Regions from separate parts of the Mus musculus genome. Here region 1 is linked to region 2. Evidence: chromatin contacts called from ENCODE Hi-C or POLR2A ChIA-PET data. All regions are on one chromosome and are shown on one strand. The core of a region is the stretch at or near the end of the contact, and the rest is flanking DNA. Distances in the headings are between cores, read along the strand shown.

Evidence for each region. A loop is a pair of places that touch in the nucleus more often than their neighbours do. ChIA-PET counts read pairs that join two places held with the same protein, here RNA polymerase II (POLR2A).
Region 1: POLR2A ChIA-PET joins it to region 2 with 29 read pairs in Patski. The contact joins the enhancer-like site here to the promoter of Appbp2 in region 2. A Hi-C loop is called at or near these places in 1 of 37 maps with a recorded cell type or tissue (mouse trophoblast stem cell). POLR2A ChIA-PET finds 5 or more read pairs at or near these places in 4 of 5 experiments (Patski and embryonic stem cell).

What each region holds. Positions count from the first base shown.
Region 1 is chr11:85,273,983-85,279,823 of GRCm38, forward strand. No RefSeq gene overlaps it. Among named protein-coding and RNA genes, the nearest start is that of Ppm1d, 34 kb to the right of the region's middle. Within about 2 kb of position 3,634, at least 1 of the 3 ENCODE cell types and tissues checked has a DNase peak (open chromatin) inside an H3K27ac peak, as active enhancers do.
Region 2 is chr11:85,233,724-85,239,877 of GRCm38, forward strand. It overlaps Appbp2 (amyloid beta precursor protein (cytoplasmic tail) binding protein 2), which reads right to left and starts at 1,397. Exons shown (of 13, transcript NM_025825.3): 1 at 949-1,397. The coding sequence starts at 1,086. Appbp2os (amyloid beta precursor protein (cytoplasmic tail) binding protein 2, opposite strand) reads left to right here and starts at 1,443. Exons shown (of 4, transcript NR_028329.1): 1 at 1,443-1,609; 2 at 3,417-3,524; 3 at 3,688-3,791; 4 at 4,321-4,581.

The sequences.
Region 1 (5,841 bases), core at 2,384-4,883, 42 kb after region 2:
TCACTCATGCATATGAAGTGACGCTGGTGTGAATAAACCTGCTGGACTGCTAGTCATACACAAGTATAGCAGGCACAGGCATGCACCATACCTGATACCCGATGGTGGTAACCAATGACTCCTGCTAGCTTTATTAGTTTGTACACTTTAAACATTTTCCCAGGCTGGAGATTAAACCTCAAGCCCCACACAGACTCGGCAAGTGTTAGTTTGGTTATTTTCATCAGCATCTTTATTTTAGGGTGCACTCCCCTTGTAGAAAAATGTTTATCATGGACTAGTACGCCACAGGAAACCAAGAGCTGCCTCATCTCTCGGGTTACGCCTCATCTGTGGATTGTGTCGAGAGGCTGAATCACCCAGGACTGACAGGTACCTTCTGAGTCTGTACAGTTCCACTCCCGACGTTCACATGACAGAGTCGCCCAACAATGTAGTTCTCACAGCCTCTCACTAATACCACGAAACTCTATACCTGTTCCTAAGAGTGGGGTGTGCTTTCTTGAGAACTGAGTGCAGGAAACCCTGGCACATGTCCTGCCAACGTGCACCAATCACAGGAGCAAGCTCTTCCAGAAAAAGAAGAAGAAGAAGAAGAAGAAGAAGAAGAAGAAGAAGAAGAAGAAGAAGAAGAAGAAGAAGAAGAAGAAGCAGCTATTATTTGAGGGGGTGCATGGCCATTTTATCTCCTCTTTCTCTCCCCCCCCTCCCTCTCCATCTCTCTCTCACCCCCTCCCTGTTTTTTAAAAGATACATTTTATGTGTGTGGATATTTTGCCTGCATGCATATATATGTACACCATGCACATGCCTAGTGCCATAGATACCCTGGGACAGGAATCATAGACAGTTATGACAGTAATGATCCATTATGTGGGTGCTGGGAATTGAACCTGGCTCCTCTAGAGGAGTAGGCTGTGATCCTAACTGCTGAGCTATTTCTCCAGTCCCTGGGATTTCTCTTAAATTAAAATGCTTCTCTTTGATTTATTTTATGGGTATGATGAATGTTTGCCTGCATGTAGGTGTGTGTGCACCTTGTATGTGCCTGGTGCCCCCAAAAGTCAGAAAAAGGCATCGGATGAGCTGGAACTGAAGTTAAGATGGTTGTGAGCCACCATGTGAGTACTGGGAATTGAACCCGAGTCCTCTGAAGAGCAGCCAGTGCTCTTAACCACTAAGCCATCTCTCCCGCCCCCATGATCTCTCTTGATGCTGCAACTGATAGTTCCTGAAGGTAAATAATTACGGAGTTGAGGACAGAAGACATGGAGGCCACAAAAGCAGAAATATTTATGGTAAAGTCCTTCCCTGATGAAACATCTCATTAGAGCCGGTAGCTCATTGCAACACTCTGAGAAGACTCCTTATCTCAAGAATAGTTTCCCGCAACTCGGCTTACAACACCAGTAATGATTCATGTATGCTCACAATGCTGAAGCACAGAGCAGAAAATCCAAACAAGAAAATGTATGCACACTATCACAACAATTTAGCCTTGTTTTAACAAAGACATGTATATGTGTGTTCATGCATAAATGCACAGCAATCTATGATGTCAGAGGCCCTAGGTGTTGGTCCTTGCTTCCAAAGCTGGCAGGCCCACAAGCCTCCAGGAATCCTCCACTCTGCCTTACATGCTGGACTTAGGAATGCACTCACTGGGGTTGGCTGTCTGTGCGTTCTAGAATCTGAACGCATATCCTTCCCCCACCAAGAGCTTTGGCAAGAGCTTTACCTGCTGAGCCACATTGGCATTTCTTTATTCATTTATTTATCAAAACAAGTTCTCCAGGCTAGAGGGATGGCTCAACAGGTAAGAGCACTGACTGCTCTTCTGGAGGTCCTGAGTTCAAATCCCAGCAACCACATGGTGGCTCACAACCATCTGTAATGAGATCCCAGCACTTGGGAGGCAGAGGCAGGCGGATTTCTGAATTCAAGGCCAGCCTGGTCTACAAAGTGAGTTCTAGGACAGCCAGGGCTATACAGAGAAACCCTGTCTCACCTCCCTCCCACGCCCCCCCCCCAAAAACCCCCAAGTTCTTCGGTAGCTCTGGCAGTCCCAGAACTGGAGTTGAACTCATGTACTCTTTCTGTCTCTACTACCTAAGTGCTGGGATTGCAGGTGTGTGAGTCTCTCCACTCCCCCCAAATAGACCAGCGATTTGAACAAACAATCAGAAGAAGACCACACTGGCAAACTTCCAGAGGTGGTGACCCATGCCTCTGGTTTCCTTTGAACTCTGTGTAGGACGGTGAATTGGTGAACTGGTTATTACAGGCTATGTAATGAAAGACTCCGTCCGCATTCAGGTCAGCGTGAGAGGCCCTGGAAAACAAACCCAGAGTGTTTATAGTTATCGTACCAATCTAATCAGGAAATGGAAACGTAATTTTTATAAGGAAAAATAGGTGAATAGCTTAGGTTTTGTGGGTCAACAGGCACAAACAGGGTTCCTGTGTAGCTATCCACGTGTTTTAAAATGTAATATGTTAAAGATACAAAAACTGTTCTTAACTCGTAGGCACAAAAAGTAAAATTAAAAAAATAAAAACATAACCTGCAGCTGCTAGGCCTTCTGGGATGCTGTTTGTTGACTCACTGTAGCTTTGTTCTTCCAGACAGACACAAATAATGAGGCTACAAGTGGTCTGCGATTCTGAGACAGATAGAAAAAATACAGGACTGGAGATATAGACGAATGGTTGGGGCCTTGCATAGCATGTATAAGGCTCCAAGGGCAGTCCCTACCAGGAAAAAAGAAGAGGGAGGAGGGAGGAAGAAGAGGAGGAGGGGCAGGGGGAGGGGGGAGGAGGAGGGTAATAACATACACATAGCATAGACACAGCTGGCATGGTGGAGGCTCATTGGAATACTTCTACCACTTAGAAGGAAAACTACCATGATTTCAAGGCTGGCCTTGGCTCCGCAGTAAGTTTAAAGACAGTTTGAGACCAGCCTGGGCTGTAGGAGACCCTGCCTCCCAAACAAAGCAACAAAGACTGTGAGCCAGATACTGTGGTGCATACCTACAATCTCAGTACTCAGGAGGCTGAGACAGGGGCATTGTGAGCTCAAGGCCTAAGCTCCACAGCAAACTCTTGTATCAGATAACATACAGACAGGAATGTAGTTATGGTGGTGAGAATGGTGCTGCATTCCTGAAGGCTCCAGCTGGGAGGTGAGTTAAAGCAAGATCACGGGAGTGCAGTGAGTTTGAGCGAAGCACCACAAGGCTCCCTTTCAAGTGGAAAGACACAGCAGGTCTTGGGTACTCTTCCTCAAGACCTAATGAGTCAGAATCTGCACCCAGGGGGAGTCCTTGATGGGGTCAAGGTTCCCAGATGCTTTATAGCATTTTATATAAAAGGCTTTTCTCGGGGTCCACCCCATACTTTCCTTCTCTGTTTTTTTATTGTTCTCCATCTTCTGTGTATTTCAGCAATTTTAAAAGATGGCCGCTGGGCTGGAGAGACAGCTCAGGGATTAAGAGGACTCGTGGGACCCAAATGGGTTCCCTGTAACCACATTGGGTAGCTCACAAATGGCTCTAAGTCCGACTCCGACTCCAGGGTGATCTGCCACTTTTGTCTGGGCTCCGAGAACATGTGCACGCACACTCACCTTCACATACCAGCACACAAGTGCACACATGCACATAATTAAGAACAGTCTCTGTTCTGGTCGCCCTTTACTGCCCTCCTGTTCACAGACATGGGTCCCACAGGACCTACCCGTGTTGGAATCACAGCCTGTTCCTTGTCACTTACCACAGACCTCACTTCCTCACCTATGATTCATCCGCACTGCTCTCCTAGAACAGCCCTTTACTGCCCTTCTCCTGTTCACAGACACGGGTCCCACAGGACATGCCTGTGTTGGAATCACAGCCTGTTCCTTGTCACTTACCACAGACCTCACTTCCTCATCTATGATTCATCAGCGCTGCTCTCCTGGAACATCCTGGGTAAAAGATAAGTTGTATCCCTTTTGGATGCATTCACTGGATGATATTGCTGCCTTCTGCAGTGCTGTGGGGAGCTGAACCCAGGGCCTTAGTGCATGCTAGATAAGTCCTCTACCGCTGAGCCACAGCCCCAGAATGGGTGATTTCAGATGATGAGTTCTCTTTGTATCACTCCACACTCTCAATCATGTGTGCTTCTGAGAATCTTCCTCTGGCTTTGAGAAGGACATTTTTTTCTGCCTTTCTAGACACTCATGACCAACTTCTGGTTTCACCCAGGGTCTTATCCTGTGGGAGGCCACAACAGAGAGAAGGTTTACTATCAAAATCCATTTTCTAGCCTCAGTATCCATCCTCTCTCCACTGTGGGAGATTGCCCCTGCACTCAACCATGTTTAGCAGTAACTCCAGCATCTACCCACTAGATGCCAGTCAGTAGCTGTTTCTCCCAATTTTGACAGCCAGTGCTGTCTCTAGATGTTGCTAATTGTCCCTTTGGGGAAAACACTGCCTGTAGTTGAGAACTGTTGGCTTTAAGATGTGGGTTGAAGCCAGGCAGTGGTGGTGCACGCCCTTGATTCCACCACTAGGTAGGTGAATCTCTGAGTGTGAGGACATCCAGGTCAAGAGAGAGAGAGAGAGAGAGAGAGAGAGAGAGAGAGAGAGAGAGAGAAGCAAACAAACAAAAGATGTGGCTTGAGAATGTAGCTTAGAGACAGAGCCCTTGCTGTCCACATGTGAGGTCCGGGATTCTCTTTCCAATACTGCAGAAAAACAGAAAGAATCCATTTGACTAGCTTGCAGACACACGGGCTTGGTAAGGGTTTCTAAGAAAGTTCTTTACTTTAGAAAGAGCTGGGGGTGGGGCAGGAGGTGGTGGTTCATGCCTTTAATTCCAGCACTTGGGAGGCAGAGGCAGAGGCAGGTGGATGTCTGTGAGTTCGAGGCCATCTTGCTCTACAGAGAGAGAGAGAGTTCTAGGATAGCCAGGGCCTCAAAAAAACCGAAGAAAGAAAGGAGAAAGGAAGGAAAGAGAGACAGGGACAGAAGATAGATAGATAGATAGATAGATAGATAGATAGATAGATAGCAAGTGAGCAAGCTGAGGGGCTGTTTCTCTCACCCTACCTGGAGAGGCACCTAGTGTTGGTGCTATAGGTGACACTTGACACTGGATGAAGAAAGACGCATTCTGATAGTGTCACTGGATCGATGGCCCTACCAGCCCCACTGCTGGGCTTCCTCTAGATTCCATCTTCACTAATCCAGCTTCCTGACTTGTCTCCCTGTCTCTGGGTGCCTTGTGTTCTTTTGTGTCCCTCTTTTCAGAGGGATGTTGCACTCACACTCCTTGGCTCTCTGCCTTAGTTTCCCCAGAGGATGCTGGCTTTAACTCTTTCCTTCTCCAAATTCAGCATGGGGGCCAGGACTGTCACCACTGTCAGGATAACCCAGCTCTCTGAGTCCACCTGATATCTTACCAACATCTCTGCACAGCTGAGGGGTCCCTGGAGCACAGAAGAAGAGACTATTTTGCTGGGGTACAGCAACCTTTCCGTCACCTGCGGCACAGTGGGCCCTGGAGCTGTTTCTAGGTCAGGAGCTGGAATAACCCCAACCTAAACCTTGTAGCTGGTTGTAGCACCAGACTCTCCTATTGAGGAGCTAGATTGAGAAGCAGAAATAGGAAATTCAGATGGGACAAGTCTTTGGAATTGAAAGGACCGGAAGGCTCCAGGGACTCAGACATGTAATTTTTGTCTGATTCCCTCCCTCTCTCCTCCCAGTGCCTGGAAAAGTCCTAGCCCACAGGAGGTGTTCAGTAAATACTTGCTGAGTGGATGGATGTGAGCCAACGGGCAAGCAAAAC
Region 2 (6,154 bases), core at 147-2,646:
TGGTCATATTTTGCAAAAGTGGCTACTGGAAACTGAAATTCTCGCTGACTCAAAGCAAGGATCCCTGAATAAGGCCAGTGTTCACACTCAAACGTGGGGGAGAGGAAAAGGGAGGCTCCGAGTCCATAAAGTTCTCCTCCCTCTCAGAACACTGCAAAAATTGTCCACGTCTATGAACACTTACCCTTGAAACTCCTTGGAGAGCAACTTGGGACTTTCTGTGCAGATTTTTGAGAGGGAGCGACGCAAGAATGCTGCAAAATCGCACTTTTCATACACATTGGTATAATTCAGATTTCTACTTCTTGCTTTCAGGGAATTTCACTGCGTCCTTTCTAAAGATCCAGTCTATTACTAATCTATTAGTAAAATTCCCAATTTAACCCAAAGTGTAAACCGAAAAACCAAAACAAACCTAGAAACCACACAAAAAAGCTTTCAAGGATATGCAAATGAAGCCCACAGACCATTTTCATTAAGCCCTAACTAAATCATTTCGGATTGAAAGAAAGGAAAGGGACGAAACTCGGATTAGAGAAGGGAGGGGAAAAAAAAAAGAAAAAGAAAGAAAGCAGTTACTCGGGTAAAGAGGATCGACGAGATGACAAAGTAGGGAGAATTAGGGGTGGAGCGGAACAAAAAAGTCCAGCTGATACAAACACTAGAGAAGACAGAAAATACCCCAGCGACTAGAGGACCGGGTGGGACTCGGCTGGGTCAGGCATTCCCGCAGGCCTACCCTGGGGCCCCTAAGGGGATGGCGGATAGCTCTCACACAAGAACCCCCCCGGGCCGCACAGACCGGGAGGCAGACGCGGGGGTGGCGGCGTATCGGAAAGCGGCCACCGCAGCCGACGCTACCTCGAGAGCTACAGGCCGGGCCGTGGACGTGGAAGGGGGTGCGGCCCAGGAGCAGCGGCGGGGTCCGATAGAACAGATCGCCTGTACCTTGTAGTAAACGTCGAACTGGATATTCTCCGGCAAGGAGCGGATGTCGCGGCGCGAGCGGATGTAGTTGTCCACGACAGCGGAGATGGCGGTGTTGTAGAGCGTCTCCGGGATCCACTCGAGCTCCACGGCCGCCATCTTCCCTCGCTCCTCCTCCGCCTCCTCCCGCAGGCCTCCGCCTCCCTCCGTAGCGAACCCGTGTGAGGCTCCGGAGGCTTCCGAGGGGCGGCGACCACGCGGGCGAGCGGGCGTGCGCGCGCCTCTCGGACCCGGCTGCCGGGCCTCTGCGTGCGCGCGCGGCCTGAGGGCAGATGGTGCTGGCGGTAGCGGCGGTAGCGGCGGCCACGGAAGATCCGGACGAACGCAGACCACGACCGTACCGAGAGCCTCACATTCCCAACAGGAGAGCGAGCCCAGTTCCGTCCAGGCTCTCAGCTCTGCATGGGCGGGGCTGCGTGTGTGCGTCATGACGTCAACGCGCGACGCGCCGACGCGCCCGGGAAGGAATGCGGCAGGCGGAAAACTTGCGGAGAAAGAGCGCGGAGCGTCTGAGGGGCGCTGGGTGCTTGTTCCTAAAGGACGAGACACCGGGGAAGCTGGGCGGTAGTTGGAGTGGTGTTTTATCCAGCGTGCTGTGGCTCTCCAACACAGTCTCGTTTCAGTGAGTTTTTCGACGACAGCCCTCTTCAACTTTAAGAATTGATCTTTTAGATCAACGAACTTTAGGACTGATCTTTTTTTCACAAAAGTGCACAGCACGGACGGGGCATGGTGGTGCACTTGGAATGGATCGCTTGGGAGGCAGAGGCAGGGGTATCTCCTGAGGTCAAGGTCTATGGAGTGAGACCCTGTCTCAAACAAAGAAAATCTATATTGAGGGATGTGGTGGCCCATCACTTTTATCCCAGCACTGCAGAGACAGAGGCAGGTGGATTTCTGTGAGCTCCAGGCCAGCCTGGTCTACAGTGTGAGTTCCAGGCCTGTCCCTCTTGCTCTGGCCCTGTTGTCTCCTGCTCTACTCGCTCAGCCCTAGCTCATAGATTCTTTTTCATTGGGGATGGTTGTGAGCCACCATGTAGTTGCTGGGATTTGAACTCATGACCTCCGGAAGAGCAGTCGGTGCTCTTAATCAACTGAGCCATCTCACCAGCCCCTATCCAATTTTATTTTATTTTAAATTTTGGTTTTTCGAGACAGGGTTTCTCTGTATAGCCCTGGCTGTCTTGGAACTCACTTTGTAGACCAGGCTGGCCTCGAACTCAGAAATCTGCCTACCTCTGCCTCCCGAGTGCTGGGACAATTTTCTTTTTTCTTTTTTTTTAAAAGAAGAAAAATTTGTTTAACATGCCCTGGCTCTCCTAGAACTTTATCTGTAGACCAGGCTAGCCTCAAGTCACAGAGATCTTGCTGCCTCTGCCTCGCTAGTGCTGGGATCAAAGGTAGTTGCCAGCATTTTTTTACTGAGCAATCATTCAAGCCCCGTTTCCCCATTTTTGCATTGAAAAAAAAAAGAATCTATTAAATGTTTTGGCTTGCCTACCAAATTCTTCTAGTAGTCTGAGAATGCATGTCAAACAAATGGAGAAATGCACTTTAAATCCAGTGAAACTGATTAACCATACACACATTTAAACTTCTTCAGTCCTGTGATTTCTTAGGCTATAATTGACAAACCTGGGAAAGCTGTAGTCAGCCTCAAAATAGGGTTGACAGATTTATCAAGTTTAAAAAAAAAACATAGAAACCTCTAAAACACCCTTTGATTGATTGATTGATGATTGATTTTGAGTCAGGGTCCTACTTATGGGCATGGCTGGCCTGGAACAATAACTTGTTAGCTTTGGATTTAAACTTGCACTGATTCTCTATCTCCCAAGACAGGGGGTGGGGGTGGAGGCTGGTGGGTAGCAGTGAACTCAAATTTCTGTTGTTTGGTTGTTTTTGTTTTGGGGAACGATGGGGGGGGGGGTGTTATTTGTTTGTTTTTTAGAAGTAGAACTGGAGCTTTGCTTTGGAGTCCAAACTGACATGGAACAGGGAATCTTGTCTCAGTCTACTGAGAGCTAGGATTACAGGCCCCTGCAGCCATGCTCTGTTGAAAGTTTTTAAGATGTATGAGCCATGACGTAGTTTTACCTACCCCTTTAAGATCATAAAGAACATAGTTCCTGCTGGGCTGTGGTGCCACTCACCTTTAGTCCCAGTACAGAGAGGCAGAGGCAGGCAGATATCAAGGCCAGCCTGGTCTCCAAAGGAAGTTCCAGCACAGCCAGGGTTACACAGAAAAATTCTGTCCCCCCCAAAAAAACAAAACAACAACAAAAGAAAGAAAAAGAAAAAACATAGTTCCTTTAGCAAATCCTACATTAGTTTTCGGGCTCAAATATATTTTTGGATCCCTTTCGTATAAAACTATATAACTATTCACTATGACCTATTAAAACATTATTATCTATCTCCACTTCCAGTTTAAGTGAATACCTATATTTTATCCAGCATCTATATTCAAGGGATTCGTGAAAGAATGCAGATCTCTTAGGATATTTCATCAGAATCAGAACCGGGATGCAGATTCTGTGAGTAGATGAAGGGTGTCAGACAAACATATCCATCGCTGTAAAATCGTAGATGCTGATAGTCAAAATTAGAGATTTAAAAAGAGGGCTGGGAGCAGCTTGGCAGAGAAGCATAGGCATGCACAAGCCCTGCATTTGAACTCTGTCTTTAATTTGGGAACAGACCTCTTGATTCCTTTATGGCTTTGAAACAGAAGATGTTATTAAAACATGCAAGATGCCCTTGGGAGCCTTGGTCAAGAGGACACAGCCTGGGTCACAGGCGGGGTGAGTAGTAGGGGCATCAAGTTCCTTGGGACAAGGTTGATCTTTGCCACCAGGATATCTGATTTCTTCTTCTTGTTTCTTCACTTCCCACAACTACCTAGCAAACAACAACCCACCACCACCAACCCCACCTCTCCCTCTCGGGGGCCCTAGCATTTATATACGCTCGGAAAAGTCCCCAGAATTCCAAATAGCACACACTTGCCAAGACTACCTGCAGCTGACAAAATGGCACCCTGGCTAGAGCATGAGGCAGATCATAGCCAGCTTCGGTGGGCAACCCCACATACCACACTGGGGATTAAAATGAAAACACATTCTTATAATATTTCTATGTTTTTAAAGAAACCAAAATTCTCACCACATTTTACAATCACTAGGGTCGAAGTGGTTTATTATATACATACCATAGATAACTAGAAAACCCCATTTCAGCCCCCTAAGGTTGCTAGGTACTTATCACCTTAGACTCCGTGATGACCCTTATGTTTCTCATGGCTACATGTGATAAACGTGTGACTTTCCTCAGGAGAAGGAGACATGCTGGAACGAGCGGCACAGGCCTGTCATCCCAGCTACTGAGGATGAAGCGTGAGGATCACAGACTCAGACCTGCCAGAGCCATACAGTGAGCAACTTAGACTGTCTTAAATTTTAACAAAACAAACCGATAGAAGTGGAGATGGGAATGGGCTCACATTGCGGAGGTCTAGTGCCTCGCAGCTGAGAGACCTTTGACTCAATCCCCAATATATCAAAATTAATGAAAATTAAAGTGATGCATACAGTATGGTGGCCTGAGCAGGACAACTTTCTGCTATTGCCCTTATTCTTTTGTGATAGGGATGTTGCTTTGTAGCATATGCTGGCCTTGAAATCACATCTTCCTGCCCTGGCCTCACAGTTATTGCCACTCCAGCCCTGCACGCCCATCCTTGCCTCTGTTACACGCAGGAATATTGAAACGGTCACAGTGACCGTTTTTGTCCTAAATCTGAAGTATTTTCCTGAAGACCAGGTCTAAATCCACATATTCAAGACTGATCCACCACGGAGTAATGGCTGCATGGATCCGAAAGCTGAGTTTTCAAGACATAGCTACGGTACCACATGTCATCACATCATAGAAGCTACACCATAAGTGACCAATGGGGCTCAAGTTCTACCCACTAGGGAAGGATGCATATAGGAAAAGTCTAATTCTTACCTCTCACCTACGTCTACAGAAAATGAAATTTCTGGACATGTTTGCAACTACTGTCCCATAGATTTTTTTTTCTTCTTTAAATTCTCCCTGATTACTACACATAACATTCTATTAGTCAAGACCTATTGGGCTAGCAGTATAGCTCATTTGATAGAGTACTTATTTATAAAGCCTTGGGTTTAATTCCCAGAACCACATAAATATGGTAGGAACCAAATGAATGTAACGTGGTGGCACTGGAGAGGGGGGAAAGTGCTGAGGCTTGGTCTGTTGTTAGGTGTTGTAGTGCTAAATTCTGTACTGGAAGGCCTAGGCCTACAAGCCAATTCTCACATTTACAAGCTTTTGTTGTGCAAACCTTCTCCCTTGGTTTAAAACTATTCAGTTAAATAAAATTGGCTACAGCCAATTACTGGAGGGATTAGAGGTAGATGGACTTTGAGTTACCTGGTTGGGGGGTGGAGAAGAGAGAGGAACAGGAAAGAAGGAGGAGAGCGAGAGGAGCAGAGGAAGCCACCATGAGTGGAGTTGCTCCATGAGCATGAGGCCAGGAGAAACAGCAAGTATCTGGGGTATGCCGTTGGGGAGGTGACCAGATCCACAGTGAGAAAAGTAAATTAAGCCAGGTGGTGCACGCCTGATCTGCACTTGGGAGGCAGAGGCAGGCAGATTTCTGAATTCGAGGCCAGACTGGTCTATAAAGTGAGTTCCAGGACAGCCAGGGCTATACAGAGAAACCCTGTCTTGGAAAAAAAAAAAAAAAAAAGGGAGAAGGAGAAAGAGAAGAAGAGTATATTAGGGGTTACCCCCCCCTCCTACCAGTAATTTGTCAAAGTCAAATAAAATAACCATAGTCTGAGTCTCATTTATTTGTAAGCCAGCAATCAGGGATAAGCTTAAAATGGTTGTTCTACAGGAAGGTCAGAAATTCAAGATCTGGGTATGCCCATGTACCTAAGTGCAATACCTTTGGTACCTTCGTTGGATCCGCCTGCAGCTAGAGTTACAGGAAGTTGAGAACTGCCTGGTGTGGGGTAGAAACACTGGCCAGTGAGTAACAGTTAACAGACAGTTAAGGTTAAAGCTAAGGGCACTCAAACCTGGGTCCTCTGAAAAGCAGTCAGTTCTCGTAACCCCTGAGGCATCCATCTCTCCA